Linked DNA regions of Mus musculus: region 1 is linked to region 2. Evidence: chromatin loops called from intact Hi-C (ENCODE). Cell type or tissue: left cerebral cortex. All regions are shown on one strand. Each heading gives the region's core, and the rest is flanking DNA. Links, peaks and the distances in the headings are about the cores only. Region 1 holds the start of Pank3 (pantothenate kinase 3). Region 2 holds the start of Rars (arginyl-tRNA synthetase).

Region 1 (14,929 bases), core at 3,446-11,445, 67 kb after region 2:
CAGAAGACTTTTATATCCAGTGTTTAAACAAATCCTCTTTTGCATTTCAGGCTTAAAAATGTTTTGTCCCCGGTTTATTTGTTTGTTTTTTGAGGGTGATCTCATGTTGTAGCTCAGACTGACCTGGAATTATAGGTTTATTTATAAATTATGCATTTATGCTCCCAGTTGGCTTTGACTTTAAACTTGCAGCAATCCTGATTTAACAGTATTGGTATTATGGGTGTGAGCCACAAGACCTGGCTATCCTACTTTAAAAATGGGAGCAGATGACACTCAGTAAGGGAACTTGAATTTCCCTCTGAATTGCTTTAAATTTTTAAAATACCATGTTATTAATGACATATTTTGGTGATACTTGATAAAATAACTTTTTCTTCTGTTAACCTAACCAAAAGAAGTTCTATTTAAGTGATTCTTGATTCTAGATTTCATAATTTGGAAGAACAGAAATCATTTTACCAAAATCCAGCCAATAATAAGTATTTGCATCTTCTCTCTCCAGTCTCATTTGGTTTTGATCAGTAAGAAAGCCCAGGACCTTGGTGTATGCTAGGCAAACACTCTGCCTCTGAGCTGTACCCCCAGCCCTTTATATACTTTCTCAGGCTCATGTCAAACACAGGTGTAAAAATACACATATGAATGTCACTGAGAGTACAAACTGCAAGTTCAAAGTTTATTAATTTTCCATCCAGAATCCTCTATTCACAGATTTACAAATATCAAAGTACTGACACTCTTGAAGGCAAACTTCAAGTTAGCACTTAATATTTCTTAATCTTAAAACCATAAATTAAATTTCAGTGGAAGCTTGATTAAGCAATATTTGAAATTTATTGGGTATACTAGAGAGTAAGTCACCAACTTTTCTAAAGCTGTGACTGAGTATTCATGGTTTTTTATTCTAAGTTATGAACAGCCAATTCCAAAATGCATATTCTGTCTACCTGCAATGTGAGCTATGAAGTAGTAAGGTGTGGAAGGTAATCAAAAATCTCTTTGTAGCAAATGGTTGACATATGCTTGGTCCCTCCTCTGGTGTAACACCAGTCTTATTTAGTCAAAGCAGGAAGAACAAGAAACCATTATTACTGATTAAATCTTTTAGAGAAAAAAATTAGTTTTAACTACCGTTAAAATAGGAAAACCAGGGCTTTTGAGACAGCTCAGCAGTTACATCCACATCCACACATAATTTATAACACCTTTTTTTTTTTTGAGACAGGGTTTCTCTGTGTAGCTCTGGCTGTCCTGGCACTCACTCTGTAGACCAGGCTGGCCTTGAACTCAGAAATCCGCCTGCCTCTGCCTCCCAAGTGCTGGGATTAAAGGCATGCGCTACCACGCCCGGCTTTAAAACAACTTTTTTTTGTTTGTTTGTTTTTTGAGACAGGGTTTTTCTGTGTATCCTGGCTGTCCTGGAACTCTCTGTAGACCAGGCTGGCCTTGAACTCAGAAATCCGCCTGCCTCTGCCTTCCAAATGCTGGGATTAAAGGCGTGCGCCACCACGCCCGGCTTAACTTTTAAACAACTTTTTTTTTTTTTTTTTTAATCTTCTATAGCCTTTTAAAAGTTCCTTGGGCAAGTTGCTTGTTCCAAAGGACCAAATATGTCATAACTAAAAAAGGCAACTTTTACACATTTAAACACACACACAGAGGCAAGAGCAGCCTGGTCTACACACATAGCCAGGTTCAATGACAGCCAGAGCTATGTAATAGCATTGCTAAACAAAGCTGCATGTTTCTTTCCACATATGAAAGCTTTCATTTGTTCACAATGATTTTCTTTTTAAAATCAGGAGAAAATTGACTGAAAGGAATTTACTCTGCCAATAGCTCAAATTAAAAGAGGGAGGTGGGAGATCTACCCCATTCCGTTGATTTGGTTTATGCAGATGTGCAGCAGGGCATGCCTGTCACAGCTTGAATGTGGAGATCAAGAGGACAAGGTCTAAGAGTCAGTTCTTTCTCCACTATGTAGGTCCCAAGGACTGTATTCTTGGTGATGAAGCTATTAAGCTGTCTTGCAGCCCAACACCTAACTTTTGCAGAGATCTTTTCAACTCAGCAGTGTTCTGGGATTCATTTCCTCAATCCAGGAAATAACCAGTACTCAGGGGCTGGAGAGAGAACTCAGCTGTTAAGAGCAGGTTTTGATTTTCTAGAGGACCCGAGTTCAGATTCCCAGCACCCACTTCAGGTGGCTCCCAAAGCCTTAACAACCCAGCTCAAGAGCTGCTCTGACAGCTTGACCCCACAGATGCACTCACCTACACATATCCACATAAACTAAACATAAATATTTTTAAAACCACATTCAAAGGGCTTGAGGAAGGCAACAAGAGCACAGAAGACAAACTCAATCATGAGCCACTTTTATCATGTAGCAAATGGTCTAAATCACCAGCTTCTGACTTTTCTAGCAACTTAAGATGGGTAATACACTGGTAAACCCCAATGTTTGGAATTCATGAATAAAAGAATTTCACCCTCCTCACTGACCACTACAAATAAAGGACTGGGTTTTCTGAGATGGACAAAATAGCACATCTTCATACCTTCAGTATTAGATGCCCTGGGAAGGATTTGAGGATTTTTGTTTTAAGTAAATTTCTCATTTCTAATGGGAGTTACATTGGCAACTGTTACCTCCTAATATACTTTACTATCTACTAGAAGTAACAGTTTTTAACATTAATAAGTCACTATATCAAATTACATAGAAGCACAGGATACATAAATTTTCAAGTATCTTACTACTTGGTTGGCACTGACTCCAAACCCATATCACATTAAATATATTCATCACCCTTTATCATCATCACCTCATTAATCCAGTTACACAGCATACATATAGGCAGAACCTAAAAACCTAAAGTTTAAGAAACACGTGGGGGCTGGAGAGATGGCTCAGCGGTTAAAAGCACTTCCAGAGGTCCTGAGTTCAATTCCCAGCAATCACATGGTGGCTCACAACCATCTGTAATGAGATCTGACACCCTCTTCTGGTGTGCATGAAGATAGAGACTGTGTACTCCTATACACTAAATAAATTAATAAAAAAAGAAAGAAATATGTGGGCCAATTGTGGTGGCACACATCTTTAAACCAAGCACTTGGGAGGCAAAGGGATGCAGGGGGTGGGGGGGAAATCATGTAGGAAAAGGTGAGATGGGCCTTGAGCAACATACAACGTGGACATGTATAAATTTCTTAAAAACTCAGAGAGGCCAAGTTCCTCAAGGGAGAGAAGGGCCTGATTCGCTTACTTCTTTCCTGGAGATGAATTAACACATAATTCAACTTAGATGATAAAAGTGATTGTTTTTTTTTTTGTTTTTTTTTTTTTTGTTTTTTTTTTTGGAGAGAGAACTTTTTATGTAGCCCTAGCTGTCCTGAAACTAGTTCTGTTGACCAGACTGGTCTTGAACTCAAGAGATCTGCCTGCCTCTCATGGGATTAAAGGCACAAGTCACCAAGTCCCATCAACCAAATGTAAATTCTACAACAAGCAGAGAAAGTTCACTGAAGGAAGGTACTGGAGTTGGGATCACAAATGTGAGCCACCATGCTAGCCTAAGGTGCATTAATTTATCCCAGAAAATGTAAACGTGGTCACTGTTTCAGACTTCCTTTTTTTGTTTTTGTTTTTCTGAGACAAGATCTCACCACATAACTCCAACTGGCCTCAGAATTTGGGGAGATTACTCGTCTCTGCTTCCTGAATGTTGGGGTAAAAGCTGTGTACCACCACACCCTGGTTCAGATTTGAAGTAAAAAGTTAGTGTGGTGGCACACGCCTTTAATCCCTGCATTAGACAGGCAGAGGCAGGCAGGTTTCTGAGTTAGAGGCTAGCCTGGTCTACAAAGTGAGTTCCAGGACAGCCAAAGCTGCAGAGAAATCTTGTCTACAAACAAACAAAACGAAACGAAACGAAAGCATCATTAATGCTTTCTATAAGCAGATAATCTAAAAACAAACAAACACTGTCTCTTAAGGACCATGCCCTGTAGGTGGAAGGGAAGCAGCACTGCACTTTGAGCCAGTACAAGGAGGGGACTAAAAGTCACTGAAGCAAAGTTCTCTTTCCTCATCTTTAAGCACTGAGAACTCTCACGTTTTAAGTAAATGTTTCTGGACTGCGTTGGAAGCTGAGTCTGTGAGGTTTATGGGAACAGGCAGGGAAGATGTTCATGCCCCCTTTACAGCTGACCTCTAGGCGCAGTTGTAGATGGCATAAAACACTAAAATCTGTAAAACCTCTATGACAGGAACACAGATCCCCACATGCCCAGTTAGTAGAGAATGAAAGAACAACATTCACAAAGACTGAGCCAATAAACAAGCCAACCGCAGGAATAAGAGGCATTTAAAAGACAGCTTGTGAACCTTGATGTGTCTCTCATAACAGGGTTAGAACCTTTGCATGTATATGCATGTACAACTACAGAAAAAAGCTCGAGGTATTTATCACCATATTAATGTGTTCGAAATAGCTGAAATACGATGTTTAACCTTGGTGTTTATCTGCTCCCTAAAACACAAAACCAGCTGATTTTCTAAACTGCCCAAGCCATTAATTTATCTACAGGCAGAGTACATGCACAAGCGTTGAACAGCTCCAAATGCAAGGCTGACAACTCCCAGGAACCCACCTGGACTTCAAGGACACGCGCAGGAAACCCAGAAACTGGGGAAAATGGGAGGGAGGTGGTGTACCAACCCCTATCTGACAGCCATGACTACCTCTTTTCAAGAGGGGCCTGGTAGCTGTGCTCCCATTTTGGTAAAACCCGAGTCAAGATTCTCCCGTGCACCTCCCAGATCTGCAGGAGCAAGAGAGCAGCGGGCAGGGGGACCGCAGGAGCCTGGCCCTCATGCATGGGGGTGGGGAAGCCCGCCGCCTGCAACCTGGGGCTGCAGCGATCCCTCCCTTCCCTCCCTGGCTGGCGTCCGAGAACAGTCGCGAGCTTAAAGCGGGCCGCTCCGCCAGAGGCTCCAAGGCCCGTCTTCCCAACCCACGGGTCCCCGGTCCCATCTTACAGGGTTTTTTGGCATCCTTGATCTTCATGGCGTCGGCCTAAGGCGCGAGGGGTAGCCTCGGGTGCAGAGCTCAGCGAGGAGAGGTGAATACTCCGGAGCTGGCTGGGCCGCGCGGCGAGGCCCGGCCGGTTCCTCCCCTCAGGCCGGGTGGGGCGGGCCTAGGGCGGGGCGGCGGCGCCTGAGGCCACAGGCGGCCCACGGGGCGGCCCAGCAACCCCGCAAGGGGCGGCCGGGACCGAGCGAGCCGGGGAAGGCCGCGGGCCTCGCCGCTCCGTGGCCCCCCGCAGCCGCTCCGAACAAAAGGCCCCGGTCCCCCGAGCCGCCGCCGCCGCCGCCGCCGCACTGAGAAATAGCCCGCCCAGGCCCAGCGCCCACGTGACTCAGGCCTCCTCGCCTCGCTCTCCGCGGGGCTGCTAGGAGTTGTAGTTCTCCGTAGAGTGAGGCTCCACTCTCCTGCGGCAGATGCTCAGGCGGACTACAAAGCCCAGGATGCCTCTCGACCCCTATTTCTAGCCCCCCTCCGCTTCCGGAGATCGCCTCAGAGTGGTCCCAGCGGGGAAGAGGCGGAGCCTTAGTCACGCCAGCAAGGAGGCCGCCAATGGTAGCAAGCCGTGGGCGGTCCTGGCAATTCCCGGGCTCTGGTCTCGTAGCGGCTGAAAGAAGAGAGGGGTTGTGAACTCTGAGGGCGCTGTGGCTGTCACGCAGTCGCAGATTTTCCTCTTGATGGTTTTTCCCTGTGATGGCTGTGTCAAAATTCAGGGGTCCAGACCACTGAATACGTTTGATGAGATAAGTCATCCGCTAAAGGAACACCTTGAATATTGGGGTTGGAAGGTCACTAAAGATGGTAACATTTGCTACATAATTATTATTTAATGTAATGTAGTCTAGCAGCCTTTTGAGTCACATGCGAGTTTTATTTACTGTGAAGATACGGCAGGAACGAGGCAGTCGAAACACTTGAAAGTTGTAGTATGGTCGTGGTGCAACGCCTTTAATCCCTGAACTCTGTGGAGGCAGAGGCAGGCAGATCTCTGGAAATTCGAGGCCAGCCTGGTCTACAGAGCGAGTTCCAGGACACCCAGAGCTACAGAGAAACCCTGTCTCATAAAACAAAACGTTTGAAAGCACATGCCTTTCAGGTTCCTCACAGGATCTCTCTAGTCTAGCTCCTCATTATAAAGAGGAAAGTGACTTTCAGAGAAAAGAATTAGATGCACCAGTTCTCAGAATAAACCCAGGATACCCTTTTCTCTACGCCTCTTGTGATTTGAGATCATCCATCGGAAAAGGAAGAGATGGTATCAAGGACATGGCCTCTCCTCCACTTTTATGTCTTAGATGGCAAAGAATTCAGTCATTGACAATATGTGGCTTGGTAGGAACCTCCATGTGCTTGCCCCTGGGGAGTTGGCCCTGGAAGATAGCATTCCAAGAAACAATCTAACTGGCGAGCTCTGCTGTCCTGCCTTTGCTGATTGCTATAGTTTGGATTTAGTTGCTCTAAGCCAAAATTCACACTGAGGCTTCATTTCTCAATGAAGTAGTGTGAGAAGGTGGGGCCTTCAGGAAGTGACTGGGTAATGGGGACACCAGTCTTGCGGTTGATCAATGACTTTCTCTAGAGACTGTATTACATCTCATGGGACTAGGTTAGAGCTTATGGGAATGAGTTGGGTCTGGCAGGTCTGGTTTAATTACTGTGTACTGGTGGATATAATGGAAAGTTAGCTTTGGTGTTCTGGCGACTTTCAGATTCACTTGACATTCTTCTTTGGATTTTACCGTGTAATGTTTGTCAGACCACCCCTGCCTCCAAAGGGTAACTAAACACCCTCCTCCCCCATAACATACCAAGTCTCAAGTATTTAGATATAGGCAACACAAGACAGACTGAAACAGTTGATAAAGCAAGGGCAGAGAGAGAGAGAAGCCAGGTGTGTGGTAGTGGCTCATGCCTTTAATCCCAACATAGACAGGCAGATTTCTGAGTTCCAGGCCAGACTGGTCTACAGATCAAGTTCCAGGAAGGCCAGGGCTACACAGAGACACCCTATTGGGGGCTGGAAAGGGGGAGATAAGAAAGGACCAGGGCGATGGTGGCCCATACTTTTAATCCTAGTTCTGGGGAGGCAGGTACAGGCAGATCTCTGTGAGTTCCAGGACAACCAAGATTACACAAAGAAACCCTGTCTTATTTTCTGCCTTTGTTCTTACCCCAAGATTATTTCTTGAAACAAATTTGTGTGGTAACCAGAGCTGATGGGAATACTCCAAATCCAGAAAAGCTATTGCTTACCCTTAGCCCTGGAAATTCCTGGTTTAAAAAAACCTTTGTTTTGCTGGGCGGTGGTGGCACACGCCTTTAATCCCAGCACTTGGGAGGCAGAGGCAGGCGGATTTCTTAGTTCAAGGCCAGCCTGGTCTACAAAGTGAGTTCCAGGACAGCCAGGGCTATACAGAGAAACCCTGTCTCGAAAAAAAAAGCAAAAAAAAAAGCTTTGTTTTGGGCTGGGAAGATGGTTCAGCGGGTAAGAGCACTGACTGCTCTTCCAAAGGTCCTGAGTTCAAATCCCAGCAACCACATGGTGGTACACGCCTTTAATCCCAGCACTCCAGAGGCAGAGGCAGGCGGATTTCTGAGTTCAAGGCCAGCCTGGTCTACAAAGTGAGTTCCAGGACAGCCAGGGCTATACAGAGAAACCCTGTCTCGAAAAAAAGCAAACAAAAAATTTAAAAATGTCAAGAGGACCAATGAGATGATTAAGTAACAGAAAGGCCAGGCCTGATGGACTGAGTTTAATTCCTGGGCCCCACATGGTAGAAGGAGAGTCCCGCTGTGACCCCAAACACCCCATACACAAATCCACACACAAGATAAATAAGTAAATACATGTGAGTTTTTAAAAAAGATACACCATGAGTCATATCCCCTGGGAAACCCACTAATGTTGGTTATTCTAGTCATTTATGTCTTTAGAGGAAAGAAACGAAGGAAGTATAAAGTTTGGACTCCAAAGGCCTGTCAAGGTCTTCTCAGGCTGTAATAAGCCGGGGGATAAAATTAAGCCACCACCATTCCTTAAGTTAATACGAAGGACAGGCACATTCCAAGGAAAAGAGTGCCAGCTGGATTTTACTCAAATTGTCCTCTATTCGGGATATATTTTCTGATGTTTGTTCATACTTCTCAGAATAGATAAAAGTCTATCATTCCTGACCAGAAGAACTCAAAAGTTATTTTCTATAATAAAACTACTCCACAGCCTCAGAAACACCGTAGAGGACTGGCTGGGCATGGTGGCCCACGTTTTTAACCCCGGAGCTCTAAAGGCAGAGGCTGGTAGATCTGCGTGAGTCTAACCATCCCAGACTACACTGTGAAACCCTATTTCAAACACAAAACTCAACAAACCAACAACATTTACATCACCGTGTGATTTCCTTTAGGTTTCTTAGCAACCCTATGAAGGTAATAGCTTCCGAGTGGAAGGAAGGATGGACAGGAGGAGTATTTCTGATACTAGCCCCCAGCCAGGTTCAAGGATAGGTCTTGTCTCACAGGAAGAGAGAGACAAGAGGACCTATGACATCTGTGGTCACCCATCACACATGCACATAGATACACATGCAAAGAACTCGGAATTTAGATCTTGTTCCCACCACTTAATAATTGTCAGGACCAAAGGAAATTCAAATTTTCAAAACTTCAAAAGTGGAACTACCCAGAAGCAGCTCAGGGTGGGCTAAAGATGGATTTCTGGCAGTTAAGATAAAAGTCAGCATTCTTTGGGAACTTGTGAGACAGGTTTTGTCTACCCAAAGGAATCGCTTCTCTTACCTAGGGCAAAGGGACAGCTGGCTTGCTATCATATACACCCGTAGCACCTATCAGAATGTCCAGGCCTCCAGGCTTCCTCAGTCCTTACTTACAAGTGCTTGTTACACATTTCAATGCCTCCATGGACAGTACCCAGATCCTCCCCTCCCTCAACTACTCACCCTTCTTTTAACATGTGAGCTACTCTCAGGGTCCCTGTGTTCCTGCTAATCACTCTATACCTTCTCTAGTCTCTGCTCCTATTCACTCTATACCTTCTCTAGTCTCTATCCCTGCTATTCACTCTATACCTTCTCTAGTCTCTGCCCCTGCTATTCACTCTATACCTTCTCTAGTCTCTGCCCCTGCTATTCACTCTATACTTTCTCTATTCTCTGCCCCTGCTATTCACTCTATACCTTCTCTAGTCTCTATCCCTGCTATTCACTCTATACCTTCTCTAGTCTCTGCTCCTATTCACTCTATACCTTCTCTAGTCTCTGCCCCTGCTATTCACTCTATACCTTCTCTAGTCTCTGCCCCTGCTATTCACTCTATACCTTCTCTAGTCTCTGCCCCTGCTATTCACTCTATACTTTCTCTATTCTCTGCCCCTGCTATTCACTCTATACCTTCTCTAGTCTCTGCTCCTATTCACTCTATACCTTCTCTAGTCTCTGCTCCTGCTATTCACTCTATACCTTCTCTAGTCTCTATCCCTGCTATTCACTCTATACCTTCTCTAGTCTCTGCTCCTATTCACTCTATACCTTCTCTAGTCTCTGCTCCTGCTATTCACTCTATACCTTCTCTAGTCTCTATCCCTGCTATTCACTCTATACCTTCTCTAGTCTCTGCTCCTGCTATTCACTCTATACCTTCTCTAGTCTCTGCTCCTGCTATTCACTCTATACCTTCTCTAGTCTCTGCCCCTGCTATTCACTCTATACCTTCTCTAGTCTCTATCCCTGCTATTCACTCTATACCTTCTCTAGTCTCTATCCCTGCTATTCACTCTATACCTTCTCTAGTCTCTGCTCCTGCTATTCACTCTATACCTTCTCTAGTCTCTGCTCCTGCTATTCACTCTATACCTTCTCTAGTCTCTATCCCTGCTATTCACTCTATACCTTCTCTAGTCTCTGCTCCTGCTATTCACTCTATACCTTCTCTAGTCTCTATCCCTGCTATTCACTCTATACCTTCTCTAGTCTCTATCCCTGCTATTCACTCTATACCTTCTCTAGTCTCTATCCCTGCTATTCACTCTATACCACTCTATACCTTCTCTAGTCTCTATCCCTGCTATTCACTCTATACCTTCTCTAGTCTCTATCCCTGCTATTCACTCTATACCTTCTCTAGTCTCTATCCCTGCTATTCACTCTATACCTTCTCTAGTCTCTATCCCTGCTATTCACTCTATACCTTCTCTAGTCTCTATCCCTGCTATTCACTCTATACCTTCTCTAGTCTCTACTCCTATTCACTCTATACCTTCTCTAGTCTCTGCTCCTATTCACTCTATACCTTCTCTAGTCTCTGCTCCTGCTATTCACTCTATACCTTCTCTAGTCTCTGCCCCTGCTATTCACTCTATACCTTCTCTAGTCTCTACCCCTGCTATTCACTCTATACCTTCTCTAGTCTCTATCCCTGCTATTCACTCTATACCTTCTCTAGTCTCTACCCCTGCTATTCACTCTATACCTTCTCTAGTCTCTGCCCCTGCTATTCACTCTATACCTTCTCTAGTCTCTATCCCTGCTATTCACTCTATACCTTCTCTAGTCTCTGCTCCTGCTATTCACTCTATACCTTCTCTAGTCTCTGCTCCTGCTATTCACTCTATACCTTCTCTAGTCTCTATCCCTGCTATTCACTCTATACCTTCTCTAGTCTCTGCTCCTGCTATTCACTCTATACCTTCTCTAGTCTCTATCCCTGCTATTCACTCTATACCTTCTCTAGTCTCTATCCCTGCTATTCACTCTATACCTTCTCTAGTCTCTATCCCTGCTATTCACTCTATACCTTCTCTAGTCTCTATCCCTGCTATTCACTCTATACCTTCTCTAGTCTCTATCCCTGCTATTCACTCTATACCTTCTCTAGTCTCTACTCCTATTCACTCTATACCTTCTCTAGTCTCTGCTCCTATTCACTCTATACCTTCTCTAGTCTCTGCTCCTGCTATTCACTCTATACCTTCTCTAGTCTCTGCCCCTGCTATTCACTCTATACCTTCTCTAGTCTCTACCCCTGCTATTCACTCTATACCTTCTCTAGTCTCTATCCCTGCTATTCACTCTATACCTTCTCTAGTCTCTACCCCTGCTATTCACTCTATACCTTCTCTAGTCTCTGCCCCTGCTATTCACTCTATACCTTCTCTAGTCTCTATCCCTGCTATTCACTCTATACCTTCTCTAGTCTCTGCCCCTGCTAGTCCCCCCTCTCTCACAGATAGCCTTGGCCAGGTTCAGCCTGCCGACCACATTTAATCTTCTTTCTCTCTCTGCTCTGGGCTCTTCCAGCTGCCTCTAATTGTGTTCTCTCTCTCTCTCTCTCTCTCATTAAGAAGGACTGTGCTCACATTTCCTGGGGTTGAGATGGGATTAAAGGGGAGAACATAAATTAAGTACTGGCCACACTGCTCTCCTGTAGGTAGTGATCAGTTGTATTTATGCTGCTGCTGTTGTTTTGGTTGGTTGGCGGGCTTTGGGTTTTAGAGACAGGGTGCTCTATATAGTCCTGGCTATCCTGGCACTCATTCTATAGTCTAGGCCGGCCTTGAACTCAAAGACCCACCAGCTGCTGTCTCCTAAGTGCTGGGGTTAAAGGTGTGTGCTAGCACTTGGCTCCAGGTTGTTTTCCTTTCTGTTACTTGAGGTTCCCTAGGATCTGGATAGCTAGGGGTACACAGACAAAGCCTGTCCTGGAAAGCCGAAATCAAAACCAAAAAAGTTTTACTAGTGTGCCTAGGATTGTCAATAGCTACACCCATAAAATCTTACCAATATGGTTCTCTAACATGACCTGAAAAAGGACAATAGACTTGTCACACTGGGTAGAAGAAAATGATCACAAGGCCTCAACCTTCTACAAAGAATTACAAGCAACTGTGGAATACAGAGAGAAGGAGAAGTAGGCTTCCCCAGGGAAAACTCGCCAACTGGTTCTTTGATACCAAATAGTCAGCCCTGAAGACATAGAGTAACATTACACATACTGAGCAGGTTTTATTAGGAATATAGATGTATATACATATACCCATGTAGCCGCAGTTCATGAAAAAGGAGGCCATGAATTTGAAAAAGGACAAGGAGGGGTGTGTAGGAGAGTTTAGAGGGAAAGAAAAGTGGGAGATGATGGAATTGCATTATAATCTCAAAAACAAAAGAAAACTTCACTAGAGCAATTGAAACTGTCATGGCATCCTGGCTTTGGTTTCTCTGTCCTTTAGCCCTCGTTGGCGCCCTGCCGGAATCCCTCCCCACAGAGGTGCCTGGTTAATTTTATGCTCTCTTTTCTAGCATGGCCTTGAAACTATTCCCAGCAGATTGAGTGGGTGAGATGGGGAGAGTACCTAAATGGACCAAGAGATTGTTTTCCTGTCCAATATTTCTTGTCTAGGAAACATAAATCCTGCATCTTGCAAAGGGAGAGAGGATGGCTGACACATCCTCATTTTGCTTCTGCTGAGTGGGTATCCACAGAGACAGGGAGCGGGTTGAACTTAATGATGACTATGAAGTCATACACACACACACCATATATAGAACACACACACAGCACACATACACACCATACATATACACAGCACATACACACACAAAACACACAACACACAAACATACACACAGCACACACACATACACACAGCATACACACATATACAAACACATACAAAACACACACACGGCACACATACACAACATACAGATACATAGCACACACAGCATACACACACACAAACACATACAAAACACACACACACACATAAACACAACATACATATACACAACACACACACCTCAAGGTGGTCTAGGTCAAACTGACATGGTCAACAACATACTGCAGCCGGCCTCTGGAGGCATAAACTCAAATCAACATCGTAGTGTCCTTAGTATTTGTGACATCAGCACCAGCAAGTGTCGGGCTTTGTTTTTGTTTTTTTTTTAATTAATTGAATTTGAATGTGTAGTTTATTATGGGTGTTTATCTGTCTGTCTGTGCCCTGGTGCAGAGCCTGGCACCCATGGAAGTCAGAAAAAGAAAGTCGGATCCCCTGGATGTGGAGTTGCAGATGTTTGTGGGCCACCACGTGGATGGGCATTGGGAATCCAGCCTTGGTCATCCGGAAGTGCAGCCAGTGCTCTTAACCACCAAGATTTCTCCAGCCCCGGCATCGCCACTACCCTCATGATAGCAAAGCACCAAAATTCCTAGTGACGAATATGAGTCAAATTCTAACCATGTGCCACACTAGGAAAAGGAAGAAAGAGAAACCGTACACAGTTACCAAATCATCAAACAAGAATGGACTGTAGCCGGGCGTGGTGGCGCACGCCTTCCAGCACTCGGGAGGCAGAGGCAGGCGGATTTCTGAGTTCAAGGCCAGCCTGGTCTACAAAGTGAGTTCCAGGATAGCCAGAGCTATTCAGAGAAACCCTGTCTCAAAAAACTCAAAAAAAAAAAAAAAAAAAGAATGGACTGTAATAAATGATGAGAAAGGAGCCCCTTGTGTGCTAAATGAGGGTCTGGGGCTGCAGGAGGGAGTTGGGCCTTATTTTCGGCTGGAAGGGCAGGGAACACGTCTTTGAAGTGGTGTTTTAACTGGGACCCATGACTTTTGCTGGGGAAGTATGTGCCTGGTATTACAAGTAGGTTTGGTTTGATGCATAGAAGAACCAGGGTAGAGAGAGTGCAGGGTGGGAGCCAGATGATGGCCAGTGAAGTCACACAGCTGAGCACACAGGGCCTCAAAGGCCCCTGAGAGGTTTCAAGCAGGGATGATGGTCCTGCTTTGTGAAGAATGTGGAATTGGAGAAGGACCATATCTGGGAAAAGAAAGACTATTTGTGTCAGGCTGTCCCTGCACTGTCCTGGGTGGCAGCTGGGGCCCTACAAGCACAGCCAACTGTGTAGGGTCCTGAACTGGTGGCAGCCCTATAGATGGGAAGGAAGCGTTCTCATCAAGTGCTTCATTTAGTGAATGCTATAGAGTTCCTAAGATCTCTCAGGCACTAGTCTAGTGGGTAGGGCTAGGGTACACACAGGGCAAAGGTCCACCCTCCTCACACACAGGGCATGTTCCACAGAAGACAGGCAACAGGTGTGTGAATCTACAGCCTTGCTTCAGACTGTGTGGAGGGTTAGGAGTGACCGGGGTTATGCTGATGTGCACTGGCTGTTGTAGGTGAGCCAGGTGAGACAGATGGTACAGGGAGTAAGGGAGATACGAAGGGAGGCTTCGGCTTTGGGTTTGAACTTTGGGCTAGATGGTGGGGTTAGAGATGAGGTGTGAAATCCAGGGCTACCCTTGGTCTTGTTGAACCCCAGAGCCTCTGCTTCCCTCAAGTTGGATATGCCATCTGTGTTTTGTTGTAGAAGTCAGCTTGCTCTAATATCTCACAGGCCTCTGGTCTGATGACACACCCAGGTATGAGTCCTTCTAGATACTTCCTTATAGGACAAGGAAGACTCTCTCTCCAGTCCTCTCTTGCTTGGCGTTTCCTACCTCCTGATTCTTCAGTGTCAGCGAGTCCAGTCACAACCACCCTGCCCCTGACAGACTCAGTTCAGTGTCAGCGAATCCAGTTACAACCACCACCCCCGACCCCCAGACTCAGTTCTCCTAAAGCTCTTTCTCTCTAGTGCTTCAAGCTACCACTCCCTTTGGTCCCTAAGACAGGAGGTCAGGAGTCTGTCTGGACTCTTTCTGCTCCTCACAGCACACCCTGTACCTCTGCCCGCCTGCTCAGCCTCATTCTTTTACCATAGCTCCAGCCAGCACATCTCTCCTGGTCAACAACACTCCTCAAGGTCTTTACTTC
Region 2 (13,748 bases), core at 5,749-13,748:
ACTCTTCCCATGCCTGACTTCCTCTGCTTTCTCTCTTGCAGCTAAACCGCAGTGACAGTGATAGTTCTACGCTGTCCAAGAAGCCACCTTTTGTGCGAAACTCCCTGGAGCGGCGCAGCGTCAGGATGAAGCGGGTAAGAGCCGCCTTAAAGCTCCTTTTGTGCCTGCCTTCTGTGCCTGCTGCTCTTCACTTCGGGAAGGCTTATGGATAGGCTGGAGTGTCAGGGAAAAGGGGAGTGGGTAGGACGGGGTGGGTGGGCTGGCTCTGCAGATAAAGGTGCTTGTGTGACCTTGACGACCTGAGTTCCTGGGGACCCAGGGAAAAGTCTAAGTCAAGAACCAACTTCACACAGTTGTCCTCTTACCTCTACACATGCACCATGCATGCACATATGGTCACTCTTGGGTGTACATACACACACACACACACACACAATGATAGACTAGACAGACAGACAGATGTTCACTCTGGAAAAATACTCTAGAACCTCCACATTTTTTTGTCCCTACATTTCTGCTGTCGAGCTGGGGAAATGACTCAGTGGGTGAGGGCACTCCTTTTATAAGCATGAGGACTCAAGTTTGAAACCCCACATAAAAAGCCAGACATGGCTGTGTTTGTCTGTAACCCCAGCGTTAGGGGTGAGGTGGAGACACAGGTCTCATTAGACAGGCAACCGAAAGGTCAAGTCCTGGTGCAGTGAGAGACCCCGTCTCAAGGCGATAAGATGCGAGAGATGGGGGAGACACCCAATACGATGCACTCACCTCTCGCCGCTCTGACCTACGGCTATTTTCGCATTCAGGCCTTTGTGAGATGCAGCCATAGCCCCTAGAGGTCACTGAGAGGGTGATTGCCTAGTGTGTGCAAAGGCTCACACCGTAAAACAAAACAAACTAAAGCAATAATACAACTTAGCAAGTCCACAGGCTGTGAGACTGCCTTCGGGAATGGATTGGTCCAAACCCTGAAATAATTCCAGCAGGTCTCTTGCCCCTTCTCACAACACTGTTCCTGCCACATAGCTAAACCTCCTCCTTCTCCTCCTCCTCCTCCTCTTCCTCCTCCTCCTCCTCCTCCTCCTCATCTTCCTCCTTCTCCTCCTCCTCCTGCTTCTTTTTGAGACAGGTTTTTCTGTGTAGCCCTGGCTGTCTTGTAACTTTCTCTATAGATGAGGCTGGCCTCAAATTTATAGAGATTCCCCTGCCTGTGCATCCCAAGTGCCAGGGTTAAAGGCCTGCGCCACCACTGCCCTACTCTTTTTATTGATTTTTATTGATTTTATTGATTTTTATTGATTCTTTGTAAATTTCACATCATGCACCCCAGTCCCACTCATTTTCTAGTTCTTCCATATCAGCCCTCCATCCTTGTAGCCTACCCCCAAAAGAAAAAAAAAAAATTTAATTAAAAAAAATCAGCGGGCTGGTGAGATGGCTCAGTGGGTAAGAGCACCCGACTGCTCTTCCGAAGGTCCAGAGTTCAAATCCCAGCAACCACATGGTGGCTTACAACCATCTATAAAGAGATCTGGCGCCCTCTTCTGGAGTGTCTGAAGACAGCTAAAGTGTACTTACATATAATAAATAAATAAATAAATAAATAAATAAATAAATAAATAGAGTTTAAAAAAAACAGAACATCTCTTAAAAAAAAAAGTTTAAATAAAAAAAAATCAGCAACAAAAACTTGCTGCAGTGTGTCTTCTGGAGTGTCTGAAGACAGCTAAAGTGTACTTACATATAATAAATAAATAAATAAATAAATAAATAAATAAAGTTTAAAAAAAAACAGAACATCTCTTAAAAAAAAAAAGTTTAAATAAAAAAAAAATCAGCAACAAAAACTTGCTGCAGTGTGTCCCAGATAACCGAATTCTTGAGCAGAGTCTGGCTACTGGAGGCACACAGTCCAGACGTTGCCCAGTGTAATATGCATTGAGACAATCCGAGGGCAGGTTAGCACCCCACACCATTCACAGAATGCAAATGCAGTCAGCACTGCTCGGGAATCTCAGCTCTCCCACCACACTCCACACACTCTAACCTAGAGCCCCGGCTGTGTAGACACTAACACGCAGGCCCCTGGAGGGCTGTTGTGAAAGGGGAACTGGAGCCGCATGACAACGGAGTCCCTGGTACGTGGTGCACATCCTGTGTGACTTAGAGAGTATATTCTCGCAGTAAGAAAAGGGTGTCTGCACATAAAGGAAGGCGGGGGTTGGGGTTTAGAGGACTGGGATCTGTGGGTTTCTGGGCTGAGCCCTCTGGCAGGCATGAACATCATCTCCACCCCCGCAGCCTTCCTCCGTCAAGTCCCTGCGCACAGAGCGTCTGATCCGCACCTCGCTGGACCTAGAACTCGACCTGCAGGCCACGAGGACCTGGCACAGCCAGCTGACTCAGGAGATCTCAGTGCTGAAGGAGCTGAAGGAGCATTTGGAGCAAGCCAAGAACCACGGGGAGAAGGAGCTGCCACAGTGGCTGCGTGAAGACGAGCGCTTCCGCTTGCTACTGAGGATGCTGGAGAAGAAGGTGAGTACCACTGGCTGGCTGCCTCTCAGCATCCTGTGATCCCACTGTGGAGGGGGGCCCTGAGGGCTTCGCTCTACAAGTGTTTCTGTTGATATTTTTTTATGTGAGTGCTTACAATTCAACCCCACTCACCGTGAGTCCTTCATCAGATACAGCAAGCACCTTATCTAGGTGGGCCATGCACGTAAGGGCGAAGCAGGAGAATTACAATTCGTAATTCAATACGTAAACCATATACCGAATTCTAGTCTAGATGACTAAGCTAGACTGAAACCCTGTCCTGTCTCAAATGCAAACAAACAAAAAATAAAAACAACAACCAAAAAAAATAATCTATCAAACAAAAGAAAGGGGCTGGAGAGATGGCTCAGTGGTTAAGGGTGTAAGACTCCAGGGAGCCTTAGCTTACTGGGGACCCCCTGAGTGAACCACATGGAGCCGGGATGGATGCAAAAAAAAAAAAAAAAAACCAAGAGGAATTTATTGTTCCACTGCACTGGGGTCATCGAGACCCAGAGAAGAGGTGGCGACGCCCAGCACCCATTTGGGGAGTTTTTATATGGTTTCCAGGGCATCAGCATCTAGGCACAATATGATTGGCGGAACAGGGCACCCTTTAAACTGATTGGTCTTTAGGGAATGAGGTGACAAGGACTTCCCTTGTCTGAAGGTGGGCAATGGTCAGTCCTGCAGAATGTGTCCCCACCTGCAGGTCGGTTCCACCCTGTTGTCTGAGAAATGTTAATTAGTCTCGCCCTTCAGCAAGGGCAAGTGTTTCATTACCTTCCCAAAGTTCCTGAGCTGACCTTTTCAAGGGCACTGGCTGTTCTTCTAGAGGTTCTTGGGTTCAATTCCCAGCAACCACATGGCGGCTCACAACCATCTGTAATGGGATCTGATGCACTCTTCTGGCACACAGGTATACATGCAGATAGAGTACTCATATACATAAAACTGAACGCATTTCTTTTTTAAATAAAAATTTAAAAACAAAAATCAAAAGTGAAACAAACAAAATTGAGTCATTTTCTTGGTCTGTAAAATCAAAGCTACTGTAAAATCTCCCCTCCCAAGTGCCTGAGGAGCAGGTAAGAAACACACTTCACTAGGCGTGTCCTGTCACAGTTCCTTCAGGCACAGGAAGGGCTTCTATTCCCTGCCTCAATCCTCAGTGGTCATCGGTGGATGATGTGAATATAACCCTACACAATGCCTTCTACACAATGCCGACTCTATGGTACAGACTCTGCATTGCTAACAGCGCCTCCTGCAGGCCAGAGGACTCTCTCCCACCTCACACTCTTGCTTGCCTTACCTCCCAGGTGGATCGTGGGGAGCACAAGAGTGAGTTGCAAGCCGACAAGATGATGAGAGCTGCTGCCAAGGATGTGCACAGGCTTCGAGGCCAGAGCTGTAAGGAGCCCCCAGAAGTGCAGTCTTTCAGGTGAGTGGATAATCCCAGTCTCATGCCTTCCGCTACCCCACCAGCTGCCTGGCCTTTATCGTCTTTGCTGGCCTCGTGTTCCCTGCTCCTGGGCACTGAATGCCCCTGTTGCTAGCAGAGCTGTAGCCTACATGGGAACAGATGTTCATCCTCTGCCAGGCTCCCATAATGCTGTGAGTACTGTGGTGCTCTGGGACCAGTCCCCACACAGCTCAGCCCAGTTTGTGAGATCCTCTTGTTTAATGAATGAACCACCTGCCTTATCCTTTCCTCTCAGCCTTTTCGGTACCTGGTAATTGCAGGGGCCTGGCTGGTGATAAAGAGGGGAGTGGCGTGCAATGGATGCTCACCTAATTTCCTGCCTCGGCTTGCTAGCCTGCCTAATAGAATCACAGCTGGGTGCTTGCCTTGCTGGACCTACACGTGTCAGAGGAGGGTCACAGATGTCATTTGGTGTGGGCCTTCCAACACAAAGGGATTTAGATTCATCCTCCATCCACTATAGTGTGAGTTCAAGGCCAACCTGTGTTCCATGAGACCCTGCCTCAAACACACACAAAAAACAAAAATAAACCAATGTTCATATACATACACACACACACATATATGCATATGTATATGTATGTGTTTCCTGTATTGATCATGCTAATGGGTCAAGCATGATTTTGTCTCCTATGTCACTCGCTGCAAAGATATTTGACTGTGTGTGTGTGTGTGTGTGTGTGTGTGTGTGTGTGTTGTTAAAGATGGGACTATGTGGATAGGAACTCAAAATCTCGGACCCAAGCTATGTTTGTCTTGAGCCTCTCAAGTTGCTGGGACTAGAGGCATGTATCACCATGTTCAGGGTTCATAGATTTCAGATTTCACAGCCAGAGTTCAGGCATGCTAACAGCATTTAATAGTGGCCAGAGCTATCACTAAGTATCCTACAGTATATAGTAGAGGTGTCTCTCAGTGGCAGACTGTGTGATTGGGATACATGATGCCCTGACCCTGAGCAGGGCTTTATCCTGTCCATACCTATGTGTTCAGTGAGGTTGAAACACCTGTTTTCCATCACAGGGAGAAAATGGCATTTTTCACCCGGCCTCGGATGAACATCCCAGCTCTCTCTGCAGATGACGTCTAACCACCAGAAAAGTATTTCCTTTGTCTCGTGCGCGCGCGTGCAGACCAAGCTGTGAAGGCTGACTGTGACTAATGTTATTTATGAGGCATTATATGAAGGTACTGAGTCACAAGTCCCCGAGCGCTCTTGTTGGTTTGAAGACAGATTTTTTTTTTAAATTTCAGGTTTTCTTGTTATTATTTAAAAAAAAAAATGACAAAGCAACCATAACAACAAAAACAAAAACCAAACAAACAAAAAAACCAGCATTAAAATGACAAGATTGTATAGTTTGTATATTTAGGAATGTATTTTTGGGAAAGAATTTAAATGAACTAAAGCAGCATTAAGTGGCTGCTAGTCTTAAAACTGTCTAGAGTTTTCTTTTTGTACAGCAACAACTTTCAGAGGTTTCCCTGCAATAATAAAAAAAAAAAAAGTTGTATTTGAGGGGCGACAATCCTCAAAGGAGGTCCCGCGGGTGGCACAGCACAGCTAGCCTGCCCTGGTTAACGTTATTTTGTACAATAATACAAAGACAAGGATGTACAGTAATCGTGGGGGAATTCGAAGACTGTCCGCGGATCTTTGTGAGCTGTGATGTGTCTTTCATGTGGCCACGTGACCGTGACCGGAAGCAGGTAGCCTGGAGCTGGCTGAACCGCCCGGACTGGTGACAGGCCACGCCCAGGCCACGCCCATCTCAGATGCCCAGTGACGCAGCTGTGGGAGTGAGGGGAGGGCTGCGGAGAACCGCATTTGGATCTATCTCTAACAATAAAGTGGCCTTTTAAGAAAGAGCTTCTTGTCATTTGTCCCTTTCACATCTTCACTTTTATTATGTCCCTGATTTCACTCAGCTCCAAATCCTGGGGGGGGAAATTTTGTTTTCCTTTTTCTTTTATTTTTCGAGTTATACTTATTTGTCCGTTAGATAAAAGTGACTGCTCAGCTCTTTGGGAACCTAAGGTCTGGTGGTGTATGTCTGTGTTTCCAGAACCTGCAAGGTGGACGCAGGAGTTTGAGACCTTCTCAGCAGTATGAAAACCTGTCCTTAAAAACTGAGCCTGGAGAGATGGCTCAGGAGTTAAAGGCACTGGCTGCTCTTCCTGGAGAACAGTATTTGATTCCAAGCACCCATATCGTGGCTCACAGCTATATGTAATTCCAGTTTCCGGGATCTGAGACCCTTTCTGGTCTCTGTGCATACCAAGTATGCATATGGTGCACAGACAGACATGCACCCACAATGCACATAAATAAATGACTAATGGGACATTGAGAGATGTGTCAGCAGTTAAGAATGCTACTGCTCTTCCAGAGAACTGATGACTGGTGCCCAGCACCCACGTCAGTCAGCTCACAACCAGCCATAACATACACTCATGCTCCTATGCACATAGCCTGACACACACAAGTACACATAATTCAAACTAAAACAAAGTTTAAGCCTAGTTTTATTATTTTAAAAGGAGGTACCTAAGCATACCAAGTGCAAAGGCTACACAAGAGCCATAGAATCACATCTTTCCCCTCACCACAGCTCTAATCACTAAAAGTTTATTTTTAGCTGGGTTATCTTTACAATATCCTATACAGAAGGTACGATTATGATCTTGTGGTCTTGTTATTCTGAGATAGGGTCACACTGTGTAGTTCAGGCTGGCCTCAAACTCAAAACAATTGTCTTGCCATAGCCTTTCTAGGATTATCAGCATGACTTTTTTTGTGTGCTTTTTTAAAGATGGGTGGATGAATATGGATGGATAGAATTATGTTCACTTCTATTTTATGTGTATGGGTATTTTGCCTGCACAGATGTGTGCACCCCTGCATGTGGGTGCAATGCCTATAGAGACCAGAAGAGGTCATTGGGTCCTCTTGGAACTGAGTTACAGACAGTTGTTAGCTAACATGTGGGTGCTGGGATTTGAACCCGGGGCTTCTGGCACAGAAATCAGTGCTCTTAACCTCTGAGTCACCTCTCCACCTCAATGTGAATTTTATTTTATTTTATTTGGTTGCATATTGACATCAGCTTGGTCTCAAACTTATACTGTAGTCTAAGATGGCCTTGTTTGTTTTTAAAGATTCCTTTTATTTATATGTATATCCAAAGATGCCCATGAAGGCCAGCAGAGTTTTGTCCCCTGGAATTAGAGTTATAGAGGGGTCATGGGCCACCTATATTTCACATGAGTGCCAGAAACTCTAGTCATCTGGAAGAGTAGCAAGGGCTCTTAACCGCAGGTCTTGTTTTGTTTATAAAGAAAGGGTCTTTCTCAGCTAGGCATTCTGATATGTGCTTTTAATCCCTGTACTATTCAGGCCCAGCCTGTTCTACATGGCAAGTTTTAGGATATCCAGGGCTAGCTTAGTGAAACCTTGGGGGGGCGGGTCGAGGAGAGGGGAGAAAGAGGAGGAGGAAGAGGAAAGAAACAAAAGGAAAGAGACCAAGTTTTGGGGTTGGGGATGTGGCTCAATAGAATAGTAGTGTGGCTTAGCAAACACAAAGCCCTGGGCTTAATCCCAGCACTGGAAGAAAAGAATTAAAGACAAGACTTTGGAAACTAAAGCCCTGCATTGTTTATCCAGTGTTTGCTATTGTAGACCGAATTACTGAGATCCAGCATCCGCTGCTGTAGATCCACGGTGCTGAGAGTCACTCTCTACTGTTATAAGTTAAGTCGCAATGTTAAGCCACAGTAGTGAAGTCTATATTCTACTTGTTATATTCTAGATGCTTCTGGAATAACTCATTTCCATATCTTTGACCCATACCATGAGTACAGCTATCCCCAGAGCACGTTGCTAACTGAATGTATTAATGGGAATATGGTAAGGATAGCCATCAATTTCTGCCAACTATAGGATAGTGGGTAAATGAAGCTAATTGGAAATAGCAGGCTTGACGTTATGTACTTCTGGCCAACCATATGTATCTGATTCCCTAGGTTTCATATCTCACGCACCAGACACACCTGTTCACCATTTCAGCTCCTGACACAGTATTCCCTAACACATGACAATTACTGACTGACTGAAGGAAAGTCGAAGTCCTTCCAATCCGGCTGTGTAGCAATGGGAACATAGGCGTTTCTCAGTGGCTTGTGACCTCTTTTTTTTCCTTCCTTCTTCCTTTTTTTTTTTTTTTTTTTTTTTTTTTTTTGCTTGTTTGCTTGCTTACCTGGAGACAGGTCCTTACTCTACAGTCCTAAAACTCACTAACTCAGGCTGGAATGAATTCACAGCAATCACAGTGTTGTGTGTGTGTGTGTGTGTGTGTTTTTAACATTTTTTTATGTGCTGTGGTGATAGCCAAGTGCCTTAATGCAGCATTTTCTCAAAGTGGGTATAGGTACCACTGGTGACAATATAGAAAACTATAGGCCCGGAGAGGCAGCAGATGTAATCCCAGAACACAGGAAATGCTTGAGTTTTAGGCCAGCCCGCTCTACCTAGCAAAAAGAAAACACAGGTAGATATGGCTGCATTCTTTATTATCTATAATAATATGTTGATTGTTTTTGAAAGTTTATCTATTTTATGTATATGGGTGTTTTGTCTGCATGTATGCTTGCACACCAGGAGAGAGCATCAAATCCCAGGGAACTACATGTTCATAGGTGAGTGTGAGCTGCCATGTGAATACTGGGATCAAACTAGGACCTCTGGGGGAAAAAAAAACAGCCAGTGCTCTCAACCACTGAGCCACCTCTCAAGTCCTATATTTATTTAATATGTAGCATCTTTAGCCCACACACTCAGCCCATGGATTCATAGATATTATTGTTTAGGATGAAGATAAGTAAATTTTAACGTGAACTAAATCCATCTTGGTGGTAAAACCACGTTACCACGACCCTTGGAAGGTGGAAAGAAAAAGATCAGAAGTTCAAGACAAAAGATCAGAAGCTCAGCTAAATGCAAGACTACCCTGGGCTACATCTTTCAAACGAACAGAAGAGCCTGAGAGATGCTCCAAGAGGCTGCCTGGCTCAAGTCATTGTACCACCTTCCTTTCTTGGTAATTAAAACATTGTTTGCCTGGTAAGGAGGCTGAGGCAGGAGGATGGAGAGTCAAAGGTCAGAGTGGAATACAAAAAGTCTACACATGCACATGTGCGCGTGCACGCGCGCACTACACATACAATGAAAAGGAAAGCCATTGTTTTCTCTTTCCCCTTTCAGGCAGTCTCCATTAGTTTAAGGACCTTTTTTTATCATACATTCTAAACATCTTCACATCCTGGAGAGAGTATCTAGCACCTTAATGTGAACAACAACAAAAATGCCTGTTTAACAGAGGGATGAGTTGCAGGCAGTGGTGGCGCATGCCTTTAATCCCAGCACTTGGGAGGCAGAGGTAGGTGGATTTCTGAGTTCGAGGTCAGCCTGGTCTACAGAGGGAGTTCCAGGACAGCCAGGGCTAGAAACCCTGTCTCGAAAAAAACAAAAACAAAAAACACAAAAAATCAAAACAAAAGAGGGATGGGTTCTGTGCCCATGCCCGCGCCATGCCTCCAAGCAGAGGGTAGGTTGCTTTGGCCTGCTCCCCGCCTCTCTCGCAGTGTCTCCTGGATCCCGTTAGGGGGCAGCAGAGGGCGCGCCCTGAAAAACCAAAAACAGTGACTTACCCGGGTAGGAATTTCCGTTTCCGGCCCAAACTAGACACTTCCGCTTCCGGCCGCTTGGCATGTGAGTCGCTGACGAGAGGATGGACGGTCTGGTGGCTCAGTGCTCCGCGCGGTTGCTGCAGCAGGTTTGTCCCTGGGCGGGGCGGAGGGCTCTGGAGCGGGCGGCGGCGGGGCAGAGTCCGCAGTGGCTTCCACAGGCGGCCGCGGCGACCCCAGTCCGGGACCTCGGGGCTTGCGAAGCCTTGCTGCTCCGCTGGCCCTTTCCTCTTGGCCGGGTCGTGCGACTGTCACTCAGAGAAGAGAGGGTGGACAGCGAGCGAGGCTCACTCTGCTGGTCGCCCAGGCCAGGTTAGAGCAGGACAGGTGTGCCCTGAGACCCAGCCGGAAACTTCCCAAGAAGCCGCCAGTGTTGGTCTGGAACAGTGTCACAATTTTGAAAAACGAAAGTAAGACCAGCCCCTTTTCTTTTTCGGGCCTAGACACTAGCGTTAGGAACTCAGTTTGTCTAAGTCTTCCCTGGACAATAACTGCTTTTATGCAAATCATCCCCGAGGTGCAAAATAAATGGACAAGCTCTTTACTGCTGAGTCCAGTGAATAGTAGCAGATCTTGGAGAGATGGGGAAAAAAAAAACCATATATATATGAAGTTTACGTAGACCCAGAAAAGGCAAAGACGGACACTTGAGTGATTTCGAATATGACAAAAGATGGATTGACTCCTTTTTGTCTCGGGATCTAACCCAGAGCCAAGGCCTATGTGTGGCAAGCAGCACTGAGGGGTGCAAGTCCCCAACTCCTACTGATGTTTGTTGGTTTGTTTTGTCGTTTTTGATTTGGTTTGGTTTTTTTTAGTCCCAAGTCATTAGATTTAGCAACACAGGTAGTAAAGCCAGAAACTTGTACTCTGACTAAATCAGGATGCACCTAGCTAAAGAAGAGACTTCCGTGTTTGACTCTGGCCCTGGACTTTCAACTCACAGCCTCTCAACTGCTAGGACTGGAGATGTGTACTGCCATGCACACTTGGCTGAGTTATATTCTCTGCCCCGCAGTCCCTCATCCCCAGCACACACATGTGAACTCAGTTCCATCTCATAAAGGATGATTGCTGACGTCAGTAAAATCATTGCAAAGTCCATTCTCATTTTTCTACCCCACATGTTGTGGAGAGCGAAATGAGGAAGTCTGTGGTAAGGTTTGCCATTATCCGGGAAGCATTTGTTTGACCTGGAAAAGTTGCCTTTCCCTTACAGGAAAGGGAGATTAAGGCTCTGACTGCTGAGATCGACCGGCTGAAGAACTGTGGCTGCTTGGAAGCTTCTCCAAGTTTGGAACAGTTACGAGAAGAAAATTTAAAATTGAAGTATAGGCTGAATATTCTTCGAAGGGTAAGTGCTCCGGATGTTTTCAAATAATTTGTTGTTGCTGTTGTTGTTGTTACTGAAGATTCTAGAAGTACGTGCTATAAGAATTGAGAAGAGGAGTTTGTTTAGAAATCAGTTTTCCTGCATAAGGCAAGTTAGGACTCATTAGGCTGGAGAAAGTGGGGCGGCACTGGCTTCCCAGGGCCCTTTTAAGTAGTTTATTATGATACCCCTTTTAAGTGGTTCATTACGATGGTTTAATGGTTTGGAAGTTGAGATTTCTTCAAAGGCTTATGTCCATGCTGTCAAAGGAATGTCTTTTGTTTTTAAAACCATTTTAACTACTGTAAAAGAAACAGTTTCTCAGGAGCAACTAACAGGGATGTTTTAAAATGCACTCACTGATTCCTAACTCCTCTGCAATGAAGTTGTTTATTTTGCAGTTTTGTGTTATGCTTTATAGCATCTTTTGGGGTTCTTTTCATTTAATGTTGCGAAACTTTCTCTGCCTCTCCTCCTCCCCATCCAACAGCCTCTCTATACAGACCAGGCTGGCTTCTGGGCTGGGCTGCCTCCATCTTGAAGTGCATTTTCTTCTTCTGTGTCTCTCAGGCTGGGTTTACAGGTGTGTACTACCATGCCACCATTTGAATAGCCTTACAGTCCAGCAATGCTTATCAATGTAGTTTGTTTGTTTGTTTGTTTTAAAGAAAGCCTACCTTCAGCTTCTTTGGCCTGCCTTTCAGGTTTGCTGATGACACAGCCTAGCATGTTGCCTCATTCATTGTTCTCCAGTGTGTGTACTTCCTTCTGGATTGCACAGGCACCGCTCCAAGTCCTCATCTCAGGCGTCTGACCAGTCCTTTGAAGCACTTTATTATCTGTGTGGAGGCAGCTGTGCTCAGATAGCTTTGTCAAGTGCTTGTGCGCTGCTGAAGGAAGTAAGGGAAATAAATCCACAGCTGTGGTGAAAACAAACTTCTCTGTGTGCAAGAGACAAGGGCAGGCTGATCTTTTAGTTCCAGACCAGCCTGGTCTACAGAGTGAGTCTCGGGACAACCAGGGCTACACAGAGAAACCCTGTCTCGGAAAACCAGAGAGAGGGAGAGGGGGGGAGGGAGGGAGCATCAAAGGACTAAAGTGCTGTGTGCCATAACTTCACTCTGCCGCCTTGCCCTAGTTCTTGGGCCACATACTCCACCTTGAAAGCACGTACCGGATGGTTCTGGCAGGAGGTGTTTTACCCATGTTCTCATAAGCACGGCTGCCTCAGTTTTTTCTTATTGCTTTTCTGTCTTTTTTATGTGTTTTTAAGATTTAGAAACGTATTTAGTATTGTTTTTGAGGCACAGTTTCTATTTAGCCCTGACCTTTCTGGAGCTGTCATAAGTAGACCAGTTCTCAAACTCACATAGATCCTCTGCCTCTACCTCTGCCTCCAGAGCCTAGCCACTTAGTACATTTATTAAAGTACTCACAGAAAGCTTTTTCACACCGATAGCACTCATACATGATTGCTGTCACGATAATGCCACTTTTAAAGAATCCGTAGATTTTCGGGAATCTGCTTCTAATCTTAGTTTTCTCAAAAGCTGTTATTTTTACAAATTTTTATAATGTGAGGTTTTACAAAACCTCAAAACAGTAAAGGTGATTGTACCAAAATGTGTCTGCTTTTGGCTTTATTTGAGTCCAGGTCTCACAGTCCAGCCCTGGCTGGCGTGGTTTGTGCTCTGTGGCCTGTAGCTCTCAGACTTGTGCAGTCCTCCGTCTTGGTCTCCCAGGACTAGCTAAGAGTAGTAGTAACTCCTTGCTCCCACAGGCCTAGGAATCATGGGAGAAAGGAAGACACACACGTATAAATCAAGTAAAGAAAAGTTGCCAAGAACTTGTCAGGCTGGCTCACCTCTGTAGTCCTAGCCCCGAAAGGCAAAGCAGGAAGATGGCTGTGTGTGCAGGGCCAGCCTGGGCTATAGCTCAGGAGCCGGCCTGTGTGAGGCCGTGGGTGCAGTCCAGCTCCAGATAAAACTGCATGTGGCTGCGCGTGGTGGTGCGCGCCTTGATTCCATCACTTTCTGTGGGAGGCAAGAGGATCAGGGAAGGAAGGCAGGAAAGAAAAAGTGTTACATTGATTATATTCAAATGTTAATTTGAATGAAGTCAAGTACAGTGGCTTCTGTGTGTTTGTGTATAGGTTTATTTTAAAAGATACAAGTTTTAAAAAGTTACAAGGTTATTAGAGATTTTTAAGACTTAGGATTATATGTAACTGACATTTTCTATTGGAAATCTTTAGATTGTGAAAAGCATGAATAAGAAGTTGATAAATAAAAATTTAAAACTGATCAGGCATGGGAGCTGATCCTATATAGCCCAGCCCTTTGGGAAGTGAAGGCAGGAGAAGCAGGATTTCTAGACCAGCTTCAGCAACACGAGACTCTCACAACAAACCAAAAAAAGCAGACCACCAAAACCCACTTAACTCAGCTCTTTTTGTTTGTTTCCTTGTCGCTATTTGTAGTTTTCTGGCATGGAAATTCTCAACCAGAGTACAAGCTTTATTTTACACAGTTGTTTTACCACTATGTCTGTTAGCAATCTTTGTAACCGTGTACAGAATTACACGGTTGCCAACACGCACTCCCATAGAGAACC

What was found. Peaks named below come from ENCODE experiments on the same cell type or tissue, not always from the same donor. Only the 100,000 strongest peaks of a DNase experiment are listed, where the experiment ranks them.
Region 1: a loop joins it to region 2, with 3 times the contacts of the local background. A loop is called at or near these places in 20 of 42 quality-filtered maps.

The regions. Positions count from the first base shown.
Region 1 is chr11:35,760,069-35,774,997 of GRCm38, reverse strand. Pank3 (pantothenate kinase 3) reads right to left here and starts at 5,503. Exons shown (of 7, transcript NM_145962.2): 1 at 5,051-5,503. The coding sequence starts at 5,078. In left cerebral cortex, for the core only: no CTCF peak of the experiment used is centred there; DNase peaks (open chromatin) are centred at 4,982, 5,569 and 6,599; H3K4me3 peaks cover 2,111 bases; H3K27ac peaks cover 1,427 bases.
Region 2 is chr11:35,830,541-35,844,288 of GRCm38, reverse strand. Rars (arginyl-tRNA synthetase) reads left to right here and starts at 9,761. Exons shown (of 15, transcript NM_025936.3): 1 at 9,761-9,852; 2 at 10,983-11,117. The coding sequence starts at 9,808. It overlaps Wwc1 (WW, C2 and coiled-coil domain containing 1), which reads left to right. Exons shown (of 23, transcript NM_170779.2): 20 at 42-134; 21 at 2,302-2,535; 22 at 3,858-3,979; 23 at 5,045-5,890. The coding sequence ends at 5,111. In left cerebral cortex, for the core only: CTCF peaks have their summits at 6,958 (motif pointing right) and 9,689 (motif pointing right); DNase peaks (open chromatin) are centred at 5,759, 9,727 and 11,984; H3K4me3 peaks cover 1,436 bases; H3K27ac peaks cover 1,026 bases.